2 separate regions of the Homo sapiens genome follow, and region 2 is linked to region 1. A link is a loop called in an ENCODE intact Hi-C map of the cell type or tissue named here. Cell type or tissue: sigmoid colon. All regions are shown on one strand. Each heading gives the region's core, and the rest is flanking DNA. Links, peaks and the distances in the headings are about the cores only. Region 1 overlaps RCAN1 (regulator of calcineurin 1). Region 2 has its middle 81 kb from the start of LINC01436.

What was found. Peaks named below come from ENCODE experiments on the same cell type or tissue, not always from the same donor. Only the 100,000 strongest peaks of a DNase experiment are listed, where the experiment ranks them.
Region 2: a loop joins it to region 1, with 7 times the contacts of the local background. A loop is called at or near these places in 1 of 110 quality-filtered maps.

Annotation. Positions count from the first base shown.
Region 1 is chr21:34,524,830-34,530,209 of GRCh38, forward strand. The region is part of intron 1 of RCAN1 (regulator of calcineurin 1); the gene reads right to left. Among named protein-coding and RNA genes, the nearest start is that of KCNE1, 15 kb to the left of the region's middle. In sigmoid colon, for the core only: no CTCF peak of the experiment used is centred there; DNase peaks (open chromatin) are centred at 362, 2,072 and 2,302; H3K4me3 peaks cover 2,737 bases; H3K27ac peaks cover 2,008 bases.
Region 2 is chr21:35,921,871-35,927,250 of GRCh38, forward strand. No RefSeq gene overlaps it. Among named protein-coding and RNA genes, the nearest start is that of LINC01436, 81 kb to the right of the region's middle. In sigmoid colon, for the core only: no CTCF peak of the experiment used is centred there; DNase peaks (open chromatin) are centred at 3,201 and 3,941; H3K27ac peaks cover 573 bases.

The sequences.
Region 1 (5,380 bases), core at 81-5,080:
CCTGGAGTGTGGCTGTCGGTGGGGGCAGCTGGGGGCCACTGCAACTCCTCAGAGAGGGAGTTTAACTGGTGGACAGTCAAAGCTCCAAGGAAGACTGCATGGGCTTCTAGTCGCCGGGTTTTGTGAATCTTTTTACCAGGCAAAAACACTTAGGACAGTTTGTGGGAGCCCGTGTGAAAGGCAGAAGGGGCTGGCCAGGAAGAAGGGGATGGCGCAGGGTGTGGATGGTAGGCAGCGCGGACAGAGCTCACTGAGGACCTTGGAGAACCTATGGAAGGCGCAGTGTCTCTGCAGTGGGAGCGAGGATTCAGGATAAGAGAGGAGAGTGTCTTCAGGAATGTTCACTGCTAGCAAGCGCGGGGAGGCACTGGTGGATGCCTGCTCCACATGGGGCTGCGGGTAGGAGCAGGGTAGTCGGTCCCTGCCAGGCAGGTCGTTAAGGAGCAGTCGGAACAACCTACGACCTTGCTCTCCTTGCATTCCCCGGCTTTTCTTCAGTTTAGGGACATTTCTGAGACTTTCCCACGAGGGATCCCGCAGAGGCACGTGCGAAGGAACGCGGAGCTGGCGGACGGTAGAGTTCATCTGGCCGCCTCTCACTCTTTTTCCCCACCTCTCTTGAGCACGGGCAAGTTTCTGGCAAAAGTGTGTCTTCGTACATTTGGAATTTTGTATGACCTCATCAATAGGCACTGTGACCCACTGTTTAGTTTTGAAGTTATGATTCAGAATTTGGGAGAGATGACTTTGAAGAATATTTTTAGAATACAGGTTCAGGGCTTAGGACCAGAACAAAAGAGAATTCACATTATCTTTAAAATCTAGATTACTATGATGCCTTTCTCTTATAAAAGAATCTTATTTGTTCTAATAACTGATACCTAGTTATTATAGCTTTTGGATGGCATCTCTACTTCATTTAAAAAATAGTGATTTTACTCACATAAGGCTCATGTTAAGTGAACTCACTTTGTAGTACTTTAAAAACATAGAATGTGCTCTGCAATCTAGTCCAAACACTATGGTGCGAGCCCATAAGCATTATATACAATTATGGAGTTACATTTGATTTTTTTTAAAAAAAGAAACCTTCGCATGTCCCAATATGGCTTTGGATATAAAGCATATAACACCACCAGGCACAAATACCACCCCTCAAATAGAGCATACAGGATTCATTCCTATACAGTATTATTAAAGCTCAATTAGCCGGATAGCTGCTGATGAAAAAACTTACATTTTAATCAAATGAAGAAGAAAAGTGTAGTGATTAAAATGATTATATTAATCACCATCAAAGAGAGCTGCTGCCCAGGAGGCACACTGATCTCACACTTAATTTCTCCAGTTTTATTATTTGCTCTGGCGGCATTTTCTCTTGTTAGAGAAATCTGGGAGCTTGAGGCCAGGCCCTCATAATTACTACAAACATACAAATATCTTTATAACATTTATTTCCTAAGACGAAATGAAATTATTCACAACGCTGGCTACAAAAGTAAAACACTATTCACTGTCAGAAGAGGCCTCTTTCTGAAAAGTTCACTTACAACATACACAGAATGAAAAACACACGATGCCCCAACTCTCGCCTTCCTAGTGAGTTGGTTCAGGGGCCTGGATGTTGTCAAATATTGAGATCTTTAGAAATTCCTTCCTCAGTTAATTCCTCAGGCAACAGCTTTTGATTTTCAAGGCTCGAAAGACTTTGGATTTCTTTCAAAACCCCCAAACCCACAAGAGAGCCACATTCTCCCAAGTATTCAGTTAATAGTCCCAGTTAGCATAATGCTTTGAAAACTAAAGAAAATCACGTTATATTAGAAGCCTTACCCTGGTTTCACTTTCGCTGAAGATATCACTGTTTGCCACACAGGCAATCAGGGAGCTAAAACTGTAGTTAAAGTTTCTAAAATGCATCTTGCTTTCTTACAGTGAAAGCGCTACAGACCCACGCAGTCAAGCCCCTAGTGAGATTCCTTTCCAAGAGGCTGTAGGTTCCTTCTTGAGCTGGTGCTTATAAAGCAGTAAGGGCCAGCCCCCACTCCCTGGGGAAAAAAAAAGTGCAGCTTCCACAGCATCCTGTTTGGACAGCAAATTCCTGAGTCAAGTCCTGCATGCTTGCAGGCAGACAGGGACAAAGTGTAAGTTTCTACTGGAAAGAGGTGACGTCAACACCTTAGTCATTTTCCCTATGCTAATTAACTTTGCTTGGGGAGAATGGAAAAAACAGCTGAGGTTTGCTTCACAGCTGCTTTATCAACCTCTCTTGCAGCATAGTTTCCACTGGTAGTAATTCCATTCAGCTACTCAGACAACACGCTCCTCGGCCGAATGGGACGACCCTTCTTAAGATGGAAAATGTTACAAAAGAAAAAGGATGAAGGTCTGTGGCAATAAACAGCAATTAGACTGTAGGGAAATTTCAAGGCTTTGGGAAACCTGGAAACCAAAGTCCGGGTGACATACTTGATCCCTGGAATTTCCTGAAAACCTCAATCAAAGTTTCACTTTGGGGTATTAGAGAAAACATTTTGAAATCTGTCTTGGTCAATAAAAATTTTAAAGGACAAAAAGAGGAATCATTTTGAAGTGTAGTTAAAATTTTTTTCCCCAGTGACATTTTATTGGATGAATGTCCCAATTTCTACTTGTATCCCACAGTGGAATGGAGCAAACAGAACCTAAAACAATCCTAGGATTTTCATTTGAAAACTTCATTATTATAATTTGAGAACTGGGGATATGAAACACTTCGATCATTTTCAAAGCACTACTGAATTCAGGCAAAGGATACAAAAACACTAGCCTTTGAAACTGAGCAATCTAGCCTTTGAAACTGAGCAAAGAAGCATTAACCCATTTATGCCAGAGGTTGCAATTTTTTGAATTTTTGCCATCAGACCTTGGCAATGACCTTGAGCAATAGGATATAAATAACTCCCACATGCTTAGCGTTCCAATAATGGAACACTAGGCATAAATGGGTTAAGAGGTCCTGCTTAAAGACTCATAAACTAAATGTAAAAAAAAAAAAAAAAAGGAAAGGAAGAAGAAATGGAAAGAATGTACACTATAATTGAAAGGGAAGATGCAGGGAAGATGCCTGGTTTGGAGAAGTGCTCTGCGATGCAAGACTGACTCTAGTTCTTTCAAAAGGTTGCAACTCTTGAACCTTCTAAGTATTTTACCAGTTTAGATCCCTATGGCAGCCTGGGTCCTATGTTCTTCTCACTCTCTCCAATTTTATTATCACCTAAAAGCACTCAAGTTATTTAAGCATTCTCTGATTTAGGGGCACACAGGGACAGCTCTCAAGCTTCCAGAAGTTAAATGGAATCCTGCCATTCACATTTAAAAATTAACTTCAAAGAATCATTAAAGTCAGCCAATAATTTAAAATACATGCAAGAGGAAGAAACAAAGCAGGGCATTTAGCCTTCCAAAAAAGGAAAAGCAAAGTCCTTTTGGATGAGTGAGTGTTGCTTAATTTCAACGCACTGTGCCTTGCTGCCAACTGTAGAGTTATGTAAGAAACCAGTTATGGTGTTTGCTTTGCCAAATTATCCATAACTCCCAACCTGAAAAGACATAAACGCATGTATTCCAAAAAAGTGTAGAATACTGAACAATGCAACATGCATCAAACACCAAGGGGAAGTGGTCATCCTGGATGATGCTTCGAGAGGGAATGTGTATGCTTGCAGTCCTGCATTTTCAGTACAGGGAGCCTTTGTCTGTCCAGCAGGCACATGAAGATTGTGGTGGTGGGCAGGAGAGGCTAAGGGGAAACAGAGGTGAGGGGAGCAGACACAGTCCTGCATTCCACTCCTCCAGAGGGGCTTGGAACTTCTCTGATGTTCCCTCCCCCTCTCCAACTCTTTGTCTCCCCCTTTTCTCTTCTCCTGGCATGCACCTGGGCAAATTCCATTAAAAGGTGATCAGAAGAGACAGAAGAGGCTAATTTAGACACAAGAGGCTGATTTCACTGTCTTCTTTTCTCTTTTAAAATCATGACACAAAGTTCCAGCTCAATTTTGTGGGCAAATCTCAAACATCTCTGTTCATCTGAGACAACAGTGTGGGCTCACCCGAATATACAATTTTGATTTCGTTATATGGATGGAAAAAAAAAAAAAGAACGGTGAGGTATTTGAAGATTATTCAACTGTCTTTGCTCATAGAAATGATAAATCTTTCACTAGATTGCCCAAAAACATGTAATTCTATATCTGCCTTTGAATTGATCGGTTCTATCTATCTGAATTGAATTTAGTAAACTTGAGCACTTCCATTTTTAGATCAGGAGTAAGAGCCGGTCAAAATGGTGGCTGCCACTTTGTAGGGAGACTGGAATGCATGTTCTCTGGCAAAAAAATCACTGGTTCACAAATTGTACCAGAGCCCTGGATCAGGGGGAGGGCACTTAGGATCTGCCACCTTGGTTTTCCTTGGCTAAAATGTGAGAGGTATGGAGCAGATTTGAGTTTCCAAAGTGCGTCTTGCTGAGTAGCAGGAATCCTTAGTGGCACTTGGACACTCTGGTTGGCCAACAGGGCAAAGCACAGGGTTTCCTGGGACACCTGTCCCTGTACCCATAGGGTAAGACTGCCTTATGCTCATATCAATGCCTCCTCATCTGCTTATCTGACAATTCTTGCTAAGAGAGTCTGTCTTTGACTGCATGTCTATTATACGTGAACTTGCATTTCTAAAGGTCCTATGCAAATGAATTTACTTTATAAATAGTGATTCTCCCCACTGAGAATAAAAACGGATCCAAAGCAAGTATTTAAAAAGCTGACTTTCCTACTTGTATATTCCTTGTGGTTTTGGAGGCAAGTATATTCCTGATTCTTGCTTGCTGGTTGGATGTCAGTGATCTGAAGAAAGCAGAGCAAGACCCACAGCAAGACCTCTGATATGGTTGGGCTGTGTCCCCACCAAAATCTCAACTTGAATTGTATCTCCCAGAATTCCCACATATTGTGGGAGGGACCCAGGGGGAGGTAATTGAATCATGGGGGGCCAGTCTTTCCTGTGCTATTCTCGTGATAGTGAATAAGTCTCACGAGATCTGATGGGTTTATCAGGGGTTTTCACTTTTGCTTTCTCATCATTTTCCCTTGCTGCCGCCATGTAAGAAGTGTCTTTCACCTCCCGCCGTGATTCTGAGGCCTCCCCAGCCATGTGGAACTGTAAGTCCAATTAAACCTCTTTTTCTTCCCAGTCTTGGGTATGTCTTGTCTTTATCAGCAGTGTGAAAACGGACTAATATAGTCTCATTAGAGCTCTTGAGAAGCATTCTAAAACCTGCACTCAACATGATAAAACTGAACCCAGAAGTTAAAGTAAATGAATGTTTTAGTCAACTGAGAGC
Region 2 (5,380 bases), core at 315-5,314, 1.4 Mb after region 1:
TTGTCCAAATGGACAGTTTGAGTCAGGGAACCATTTGTTTAGAATGGCTAAGAAAACTGAAAGTTTAGGGTAGAGCAAGGGGGGAAAGGGGGTACCCCAAGCCCCTGACATGGGTATTTTCATTTGAAGTTCTAAGACCTTATTTCTGCAAGGAGGCTCTTCTATCTCCCTGACTTCTACCCATTGAGTCCCCAACCCAACTCCAGCTCTTTATATCAAGGCAAATTATTCTCTTTCTCATCACATTCTGTTCAACTGTGTGCAGATAGCTCGTGTTTCCCACCATTTGCTGTTGCTAAGTCAAAGTCCACACAAGGTATTTAGTTCTTATGAATATACATCAGAGCCTGCAGCATCAAATACCAGATTCTCTGCCCTTCTCTGATCTCTCTCCAGCTCTGCTTCTACACCTTTCTATTACTGAAGTCCCACAAATGTGTTAAAATATCCCAGCTGTGCTACCAGCAGCCCAGAACACGGAATAAACCATACTGATCTTACTCTTGAAAAAACTGTATTTCACGAACAGAATTCTTCCTCATTGTTTTATATCGTAACTGTCATTATGAGAGAAGACACCACTGCAGCCCCACATCCCGTGATCCAAGGGCAGATACCTAGCACATATCAGGTGAATATCTTGTTTCTCCATGTTAAATTGTGCTTAATTGTTTTTCTATTTGCAAACATAGGTCTCCTTCATACTGGGCATTGACCACAATGGGTGGCCAAAAAGAGAGAAGATTTTCTTGAATATGAATACAGATTTAAGCGGGAGAAATTGTTATAAATCATGGCACTGTCTTCCAAAGGCCGAGTGCACAGCATAAAACTTTCCCGGTTCATTTCAAGCCACTATTGAGTTCATCAATGCTTTATTTGTGAAAGTAAATTCTTAGCCTTACAAAACATCTATTCAAACATCAATGACTCAGAATTCTGGGACTTTCCTGCTAGTCTGGAAATCATGTTTATGATACAAGTGCCTAGTTAATAAAAGCCTGCCTTCCATGCGTCAAAGACCTTTATGATCTTAAAGAAAGAAAAAGTGGAGACGCTGCACTGGCTGCTTTCCTTTGTCCTTCTTTTGCTATGTCCATGATGTTTGTGAGGTTTTGTTGCACTTAAAATTAATTGGTGGATATTTGGGGCAGCGAAACTATGCTGCATGAGACTGTAATGGTGGATCTGTGTCTTTATATGTTTGTCCAAACCCACAGAATGTACAATGTGGAGGGTGAAACTTAGAGTAAACCACGGGCTCTGGGTGATGGACATGTAGCAATGCAGGTTCATCAATTGGAATAAATGCACCACTCTGATGAGGGATGTTTCTAGTTGGGGAAGCCATGCATGTGTGGGGCCTGAGGTGTGTGGGAAATCTCTGCACCTTCCTCTCGGTTTTGCTGTGTACTTAAACTGGTCTAAAAAATAAGGTCTATTAATAAATAGATAAGTAACCAATCCTGTTGGAAGCTGGCCTTGCTACTGCACTCACAGGCTCTTAAAAATTTGAGGGAGAATGTTTCCCTTCAAAACACAGGAAAAGTGCAGGTAGGAGCATCGTGGAAGGCCACCTTTGGAAGCTGGAGATTTCTGGAGAGGTTGCTCCTCCCTTAGGATGTTTATACCTGCTGTTCTCCTTACCTAGAAATCTCTTTCCACAGGTTTTGAGTGACTGATTCTTTCCTGTCATGCAGAACTCAACTTATTTATTTTTTTTCTTTTTGAGAAGAGTCTTACTCTGTCACCCAGGCTGGAGTGCAGTGGCACAATTTCGGCTCACTGCAACCTCTGCTTCCTGGGTTCAAGCCATTCTCCTGCCTCAGCCTCCCAAGGAACTGGGACTACAGGCTCACACCACCACACCCAGCTAATTTTTGTATTTTTAGTAGAGACAGGGTTTCACCATATTGGCCAGGCTGGTCTCAAACTCCTGACCTCAAGTGATCCACCCACCCTGACCTCCCAAAGTGCTGGTATTACAGGCGTGAGCCACCACGACCCACCAGAATTCAATTTAAATGTCATCTCCTCATAGAAGCCATCCCTGACAACGGTAAGGTGATGTATCTGCCAAAATGAGCAAGGAGAGAGAGACTGTGGTCCGAAGGATTGGCCCCCATCTCAGCCTCTCTCTGTGTCTATACCCTTGCCCAGCCTCATCGTGCAAAGAATGCATTTTATTTCCCCTTGACTTTCAGCTTGGCCATGTGACTTGCTTCAGCTGATGGCATGTGGGCAGAAGGAGAGTTTGCCAGGGCAGCCCAGACCTGAAGCAGCCTTTTGTTTTCCCATTTGCCTCCCAAACCTCTCCACCAGAAGAGCATGCCACTGCTAACCCCGTGGTTAACCTCCAACCCCAGGCAGAGAATGAGCGATGCCTGGAGCAGGACCACCCAGCCACACCCACCACGGGTGTGCAGCCACAATGAGTTCTCCTTTGCAGTCACTGAGTTTTGGGGTGCTACTATGTGGCATGATGTGACAAATGATATAACAGGCGTGTGGAGTTCTCTTCATAAAGAGAACTTTATGGCACCCAGCAAGCATTTGTTGGCCATTTATCACTCTCCACATCAGTCTTGCAACCCCTTTTGCATTTTGAAATTACAGATGAAGACAAAGAATAATTAGCAAGTGCTCATATTGCTTATTATCGTAACATCTGTCATATTTATATCAAATTATTCTAAATGTGCAAAATATATGTTACCCATGAGATTGAAATATGCCCTGAGGTCAGAAACTCCACTGTAACCCACTGAAGATGAGCCAGCAAAGTCCATCAAGGCTGCCTACTTGGCTCTCTATGCTTCCCCAACTTGGTGCCATGTTGTCCCTGGCACTAACCTTACAGGAGGTTGGTAGAGGGTGGAAGAGAAAGGAAGGGGGGCAAAGGACAAGAGAGAAGTTAAGAAACTGCACTGACACTTGGTTGGAACCAACAGAATCTACTCCTTACAGGGACATCACGTCCTGAGATATTTATGACTATTGCACAAGAGATCAAACGTCATCATCCTCTTGGGGAAATGGCTTCAAAACCCATGAGGCAGTTTATAAGCTCTGAAATCTCCTAACAAATGAATGGAAAATTTCTTTGGAGGTTCCATGATTTGTCTGCCAACTCCCAAGAATACGCACATACAGGCACACACAGCTGCATCCAGACCTTCCACCTCTTGCTGCTGTCAACTTTGTTAGCTGAGACAGGCCAAGACATACTCACCAGCCCCTTGCTGAGATGTGACTCACCTCTCATACCCTCTTTCCCAACATCGTCATCAATGCCACCTCCCCTTCCCACAGGCTACTCCTCACCACCAAACCACCAGAAGGTGTACAGTGGCCACAGCCATGGTGAGACACCAGCAGACTCCCACATCCCTTGCGGATTTATTTGGTTTCATCGATGCATTAGACCACACATGGGAAGAAAATGAGCAAGTGCAAGAGAAAGGTTTCTTTGATCCTAAATCTGGAAATGAAATATATTTACATAAAGCCATGAAAAGCCAGAAATGGCCAATGAGAAACCACAGCTTGACTCTCAGAGTTAAACACCATTATCAAGCTTTTGTATGTCCTTAATGGCTCCTAAAAGCTCCATTTAAAAACAAACCAAAACTCTGGCCAGAGCTGAAGAGACTCTTACAATCAGTGAGGCCTGGGCCTGGGTGAGATCCGTCAAGCTTGTAAACCTCTCATTCCACCCCTCACCACTCCCCTCACCCAGTGGCATTAACACCCGTGAGCTTCACCCATACATAACTCAGCTCAGCCACTCTTATTATCTTGGCAGCCTCCGGGAGCCTTTCGCCAAGGTTCTGGGCTCTTTCAGTCAACATGACCAATTCCACATCCTTTTATTAATTACTAACCATTTCCCCTTGTAGTCAGCCCTGAAATCCCTGCTTTGATCTGCCTGACAGGTCACATGGTGTGTGCTTCTGAACACAACCCCTCCCATGGCCGACTTCGAACTGGCAAGCCTGGCAGACATACACACAAGCTAGAAAGACATTTCCTGTAGATACAAGAAAAAGAGGGAGTTCTACCAGGAAACCAATGGCCACAGAGAATTTTTGTTAATTCATTCTTATATATAATAAATAGATTATTTATTATTAATAAATAATCTATTTATTAATTATAATAAATAATCTATTTATTAATTATAATAAATAATCTATTTATTAATTATAATAAATAATCTATTTATTAATTATAATAAATAATCTATTAATAAATAACTTGTTTATTAATTATAATAAATAATTTATTAATAAGTGATTTGTTTATTAATTATTAATAATTTATTAATTATTAATAAATAATTTATTTATTAATTATTAATGATTTTTAATTATTAATTAATATTAAATTTATTTATTTATTAATAGCCTGTTGGTATGTATTTAAGAGCAAAATAACAGTGGCTGTCAAAAACACCCTACATCCTGTCCAATTAGAGAGACCATAACTTATTTAGATCACAAAAAGACCACGATTCTGAAACCTGAAGTCTAATGAGCTGAATTATGTGCTTAACGGAGAAGACTCATGGATGAGCCCTCTTGCAGCTTCTGTTAACCTTTTCTGAAGGCACTGGGTCCTCCACAGATCCTGACTGCAGGCAGAATGGCTGGAATGATGAGATGCCTGTCTTGTAACCAAGACCAGGACATAAGCAGATGCCATTCATCCAGACCCACTTTCTTCCTTGGACCACTGTCTATATAAACAGCCTTTCTGTTATTTCCAGTGTGGCATTACAACAAACCAGACACATTTTTCAGGGCACATTGATCTATCCCAAGGGTGTAGGTCTATTAATTCCCTCGAGGCTGACAGTGGATGCTTCCAGGGAAATCTGAAGGCAAGCACACAACTGAATTTAATGAAAATGATTGATTTTTTTTGGTCCACCCCAAGTATCAAAAAGAAAACAGGCCAGGCAAGGTGGTCCGCACCTGTAATCCCAGCATTTTGGGAATCTAAGGCAGGAGGATAGCTTGAGCCTAGTAGTTTGAGACCAGCCTCGGCAGCATAGTGAGACCCCATCTCTACAAAAAAAAAAAAAAAATTAATTAGCTGGGCATAGTGGTGCTTGCCTGTAGTCCTAGCTACTGGGAAGGCTGAGGTGGGAGGATCACTTGAGCCCAGGAGTCTGAGGCTACAGTGATCAGTGATTCAATGATTGCACCACTCTACTCCAGCCTGGGCAATATGGTCTCTGTGAAAACAGAAAATAAAAAATACAACAAACAGCCATTAACAGACTCAAATTGGTTGGCAAGAGTCAGATCCCACATCAGCTAAAATTGCCACATGATATAAAACACTAAATAATAAATGTTTACCTTTATTAAACATT